2 separate regions of the Mus musculus genome follow, and region 2 is linked to region 1. A link is a loop called in an ENCODE intact Hi-C map of the cell type or tissue named here. Cell type or tissue: heart. All regions are shown on one strand. Each heading gives the region's core, and the rest is flanking DNA. Links, peaks and the distances in the headings are about the cores only. Region 1 holds the start of Caprin2 (caprin family member 2). Region 2 overlaps Tmtc1 (transmembrane and tetratricopeptide repeat containing 1).

What was found. Peaks named below come from ENCODE experiments on the same cell type or tissue, not always from the same donor. Only the 100,000 strongest peaks of a DNase experiment are listed, where the experiment ranks them.
Region 2: a loop joins it to region 1, with 2.1 times the contacts of the local background. A loop is called at or near these places in 1 of 42 quality-filtered maps.

What each region holds. Positions count from the first base shown.
Region 1 is chr6:148,894,867-148,897,772 of GRCm38, reverse strand. Caprin2 (caprin family member 2) reads left to right here and starts at 1,536. Exons shown (of 19, transcript NM_181541.4): 1 at 1,536-1,755; 2 at 2,617-2,836. The coding sequence starts at 2,660. In heart, for the core only: a CTCF peak has its summit at 1,443; a DNase peak (open chromatin) is centred at 1,532; H3K4me3 peaks cover 1,734 bases; H3K27ac peaks cover 1,399 bases.
Region 2 is chr6:148,390,052-148,392,957 of GRCm38, reverse strand. All of the region lies in intron 5 of Tmtc1 (transmembrane and tetratricopeptide repeat containing 1), which reads left to right. Among named protein-coding and RNA genes, the nearest start is that of Tmtc1, 53 kb to the left of the region's middle. In heart, for the core only: a CTCF peak has its summit at 1,466 (motif pointing left); DNase peaks (open chromatin) are centred at 1,447 and 1,797; H3K27ac peaks cover 771 bases.

The DNA of each region.
Region 1 (2,906 bases), core at 105-2,604:
AACAAAGGCATATGCAAATATAAATGTGTCAGTTCAGTTATCTGAAGGTGTGCTCATCACAGGCTTCATGGCCACTCTGTGTGGCAAAAGGTAAGTCTATTGGTCAGTTCAGCAGCCTGTTCTTTCTCTAGTTATAAATGAGGAAAACAGACAACATAGTGTTTGTCTAATATTCAAGTTGCAGGTATAGTTCAGAGATTCAAAGCTAAAATACAACATTAAAGAACATAATAGGACAGGGAGGAGAGATGACTCAGTGGTTAAGAGCACTGGCTGCTCTTCCACAGGCCCTCCCTGGGCTCAATTCCCTGCACCCACGTGGTGGTTCACAACTGTTTATAACTCCAGTTCCAGGGTATCCAACACCCTTTTCTGACCTACAGCAGGAACCAGGCAACCATGTACATAAACATACATGCAGGTAAACATGTAATAGGTAACAAGAAGTGCCAAAGCCAAGGTGATTTTTGGGTGGTCTTGTCCAGACTTTCCATTTATTTACTTGATTATGCTTTTGACTGCCCTGTTCTAAATAATTACCCTTGCCTCAAGGATAGGACTTAAAACCAATTCTATTTGGTAAAATACTTGGGCACAAGTTTTAATTTATTAACTTTATTATTTTATTTAGTTTATGAGGTAGTGTTTTTTGTTTAGGTCTGTTCCTGCCTCCCTGGTATTAGGGAGTAATCTACCCCTAAAACCTCATTTGATACAGGAACTACCACCAGTCCTTCAGAAGCTGACATTCTTCCTGTTTTCTGTTAACTTTATGCAACCCAACAAATAACTTTTTTTTGTTGTTGTTTTTTTTTTCTTTTTTTCGAGACAGGGTTTCTCTGTGTAGCCCTGGCTGTCCTGGAACTCACGCTGTAGACCAGGCTGGCCTCGAACTCAGAAATCTGCCTGCCTCTGCCTCCCGAGTGCTGGGATTAAAGGCGTGCGCCACCACTGCCCGGCCCAACAAATAATTTTAACAACTCTTTTAGTGCCAATGAAATGAATTGCTTCATAGCGACACATAGCCTTGGCGCATACCCTCCTACTACAAAGGCTGCAGTCATCTACTCTGCTGCTCTTACAGGCTGAGTCCTCTGACTCATTCTACAATGAAAAATCATCTGTGGGGCAAGGGTGCTCTTGTATTTTAGAAGTGCCCATTTAAACCATTAGAGCCTGAAGGCTGGCTTATCTGGTCATTCTGCGCAGGACTTGCTGCCTCTTTTCCAAGAATTGAAATCATCTGCACCAGTGCTGGCTGAAACAAGCGGGCCCATCCATGCTACCAGGTGCAGTATCTCACACCAGCCTCAGGCGCAACAGAGAAGCGCAGGGAAGGTACGCGCCAAGCGCAGGCTTGCAGAGAGGGGCACCGGAAAGGACCTGTCCCTCGCAGGTCCCGGGTACCGGAAAAGGGCGGACTGTGGTGGTCTAGCGCACGAGAGGGGAGTGGGAGGGGACACCGGAAGGCGAAGCCTCCGAGGGGAGCTCGCGTGCTAGAGGGCGGGGCAGAGGACCGGAAATAGGCGGGATTTGGGCGTGGTCGCGCCGTGCGCGGCCTACATAAGTTGCGCGCGCCTTGAGGGGGACAGCTTGGGCGCGAGCAGCGGAGTTGGCTGGGTGCACTGTCGGCGGTGGCCGCAGGCTAAGCTGAGGCGGGAGGAAGGGACGCGGGGGGAGAAGGGAGTGCGGGGTGGAGTTCGCCCACTTTGCAGCGCGCAGGACTCCCGCGCGCTTTCGGAGGCAGCCGGGGAGGTGAAGCAGGACGGCGGCGGGGTGGGTGGGTCTGCGCGGCCGCGGCGGGGTGGAGAAGCGTGGTGCCCCAGCATTCTGGGGTCGGGCTTCTCAGCGGCTTTGCAGAGCGCTCTGCGTCTGGTGGGCTGCGTGGGCCCTTAGACTGTGACCCTGACTGGGGCTCCTCTACTCGGGCCCTTGGGGCACTTGAACGAGCAATGGTGTCCAGGGGCTGTCTAGCTCTGGTCTTGCTCCTTACGGGCAGGATTTCTGAATAGAGTTGAAGTGTCCGACTCCTTGGTTTCCCGGTTCCTTGGTGCGGGTAGCGGAAGGCTTGCCAGTATAGGAGTGAGTGATTGTGAGTTACTGTAAACACAACTGGAAGCCACCTCGGCGTACAGTTTGTGAGACTTGGCAGCAGTGTCCAGGGGGATGCACTTGGTTAGGTCCTGGACAGTCAAAGAGTGTTGTCATTTAGTACAAGAAACTTGGTTCACGTAGACTTTGAGATAGCTTGAAGTTGTGGCTGCAACCCTCACCCTCCGCCCCCGACCATAGAAATTATTCAGAATGAGATCAGAAGCCTTCCGCTTGCTTAGCAGTTCTCCATGTGGGGAATAGAACTTCTGGAAACATTCCTATAGTGTAAATTTTGCCTACGTATAGACTGTCTTTATTGGCTATTGCTTGTGTCAATTAACCTTAGTAGGGGAGTGGAAGTACGCTGTCTGAATCAACGTTATGTTTTGACTTCATTTCATTTTAAAGAAGCTCCTCGTTGTGCACCTTTAGTTTACATTGGTACTTAACTCCTCCTGCCCCCATCCTTTAGCCTCATCTGTTTCAGTGGTGCAACTCTCTCCATCCCTTTTCGGTTACCAGTCACCTTCAGGCCGGCCATTCAGAGGAGGGAAAAGTGGGAAGTATGAAGTCAGCCAAGTCCCAAGTGAACCAGGATCAGCAAGGGGAAAACCAGCGGGCTCTGAGCCCCCTGCAGTCTACTCTCAGTTCTGCTGCATCTCCTTCCCAGGCATATGAAACCTATATTGATAATGGACTTATATGCCTTAAACACAAAATTAGGAACATCGAGAAGAAGAAGGTAACCTTTCTACCCCTCCCATCCCTGAGTGTGCATTACCATAAGCCAGGTTAAGGATTCGACATTCTTT
Region 2 (2,906 bases), core at 94-2,593, 500 kb after region 1:
CTGGCACTGTTTCTTTTGTCCTTTGGTTCTCATGCCTTGTCATAGCTGAGCAGGCCACTGGGTCCAGAAGCAAAGCCTGGCACTCAAAGGGACACACATTGTCATTTATTTTATACTTTGGAATTTCAACCCTGAGCTTTAATAGTCTTGTGAAGACCTCTCTAGCATCTTAACAAAGTTTCCTCCTCTCTAAAAGGGCTCTTACAGTTAGAGTAACAAAACAAACTTATGTTGTGTGGCCAGTCTGGGTTCTGCTGTAGACTTCTAGTCTACAATCTTTTCTCCCCCTTTTCTGTCTCAGGAGATTGACATTTGCCGCCATAGCAACTATAGATGCAAGCTGGAAAACAAAAGAAAGCCAAACAAAACCCCCAAACCTTCTTTCTTAATATTTGAAACAGACAGGGGCGTCTGGTTCCCCGTGTTCCCAAGCATCCTGCCTGTGATCTGGGGTGCCTTAGCCATATGCAAAGCCTCAGCAAATTTCGAAAAGCAGCCAAGAGCAATGCTGTTTCTTTCTTTTCCCGCTTTTCTTCCTTTGCGTGAACCATACAGCCCCTATCGTTCACAGGCTAAATCTTTCCTTGTGTACCGCTTCTGTGCCATTATGCACCGTGTGTGATGGTTTCTTCACTGTGCTTTGACAGTCGGGTGGGTTAATTGCACCGAAACTGCTCTCTGTCTAATCAGAACCCAGCAGGGAGCTGTGCCCCTGCTGTGCCCAGCAGAGCCTCCTGTGAGGTTCAGGAGAAGGTTGCTGGCTGTCTTGTTGCAGAATTCATTATCTTCTAACTGCATCTATGATACACCGAAGTTATACAGGCCAAGTATTTTAAAGGGATGATCTTTTCCTGAGTACGTTTACTCTGTGTGTGTGTGTGTGTGTGTGTGTGTGTGTGTGTGTGTGTGTGTGTGCCTGTGTGTGTGAACATGTATGTGGGGGGCTTGTGGTTGAAGCCAAGTATGTCTCTCATTGCTTCCCATCTTACTATTTAAGACAGTCTCTCCCTGGACTGGTTTATTTAACTAACAAACCTCAGGGAAACTTCCTGTCTCCACCTCTCAGCACTGGCCTTACCAGCACATCCCCAGCTTTTTACATAAGTACTGCAATTGAACTCAGGACTTCATGCTTGCTCAGAAAACCTTCTCAGCAGCCTCTCTACATAGTTAGAGTCCCCACCTGAACAGGCCAGGAAGGTTGTGTTGAGGCTGCTGCCTTTCTGCCTTCTCTTTCTCTGTTTTTAGGAGTGTTCTTCCAACCCAAGGAATATTCTTCCTGCGGCTCACAAGCACCATGCTGGCATGCCCGGGATTTAACCTGGGGCAGGAATGCTGAGGTGGTTACAGGATAGGTGAGCAGTGTGTCAGGTTTGGTTATAAGGCTGGTGATGAGTGTGGGAGAGGACAGGGAGAGTTCTAGAACAGCAGGATGGAGTCTGGGCTTGATTGCCCCCTGCAGGAGCAAGGTCTGTGGGTGCCTCTGCTAGTGTGCTTGTCTTGGCTGTGTGCCTTACTTATGTCTTGGGGAATGGAGAAGACTTTATTAAAAGTCTAAGGACGCTGTTTTCAGACCGAGATGGAGCGAATCCATTACTAACAGTAAATTCGATTTGTAAATGTCCCGAGCATCCTTAAAGCTGATTTTTACTTTTTTTTTTTTTTTTTTTGTCTTAAAAACATTAGCTATTGAGGGGAGCTCTGGGTGCTTCCCTGAGACCTGCTTCCTTCCCTCCCCCACTTTGGTTCTCTACAGCTCTGTCTCAGAGGCCATGGGGATGGGTGGTGTCCCCTGTGCCTGCATTGTTTCCAGAGGAGAGTTGGATGTCCCAGAACATCCTGTGTGTATTTAGATTCTGCTCAGACTGAGAACTTGGCAGCATACTCAGTTGAGCTGTGGAATTCTGAGCTGAGGTGGGTCTCTATATCTATAAAGTTTTAGGTCTTAAAAACGTCACAAAGAGCCAGGATGGAAGTTTCCTTCCAGTAGGTAGCCTGCCTGGGGGTCACAGGCACTTTTCTGATGTATGTCCCAGAAGGCAAAGCCAAACCTTTGAACTTGAATAATAGACTTAATATTTTACATTTTAAGTGACATTGTTTTCTCACTGGAAATCGGCCCAGTAATGACCCTCAGATCTATTTTTGGAAACCTGAGTTCTGTGGCAGATGATGACGGTGAAGTAGTCAGCATAGTGAACAGCTTTCCTGTAATGATAGAGCCTTTATTGCTGAAGCGTTTTGTCTCTTTAGAATGCATAATTAATTTTGAACAAGAAATAAGTTATATAGCTTGTGGCACATTTATCTGGTACAGCATTTTATAAACATGATTATTCACTGGTGTTCCTCAATTCTGCCTTTATTACATGATGATCTGATAATTCAGAACAAGACATAGCTGCATTAAGGACTTGGCAGAGAGTTTTCATACTGAATTTTAGATTGTTTGTAGTAAGGCAGCCTGAACGATACTAGTTTCATTTTTATGTACCTTTTCCCCATAAAGTTGAATTTTGAGTAGAAATTTAAAAATTGGATTTTTTTTCTTTTACTGCATTGAATGCCCTTCTCCCATGGTACCCTCCCTGCAACATCACAGTAGTGGGAGTGATGTGCTTCGCAGCACATCACTATAATTCTCTATACTTCTCTGTGTGACGCTATATAGACTGCAGAGCATATCTGTCACCTGTTATCAAGAACAGCGGAAAGAAAATTGAATTCCCGGGTTTTCCTGTCATAGGCAGCATTTTTGCAGCCTTCCTTTATATGTTTGTTGTCTGTGTACACAGACTAGGTTATGTTTTTTTCTGTACGTAAGATAGTGGTGTGTGTGTGTGCGTGTGTGCGTGTGTGTGCACCTGCACACACATGGAGGCCAGAGAAGGATCCTGGGTATCTCT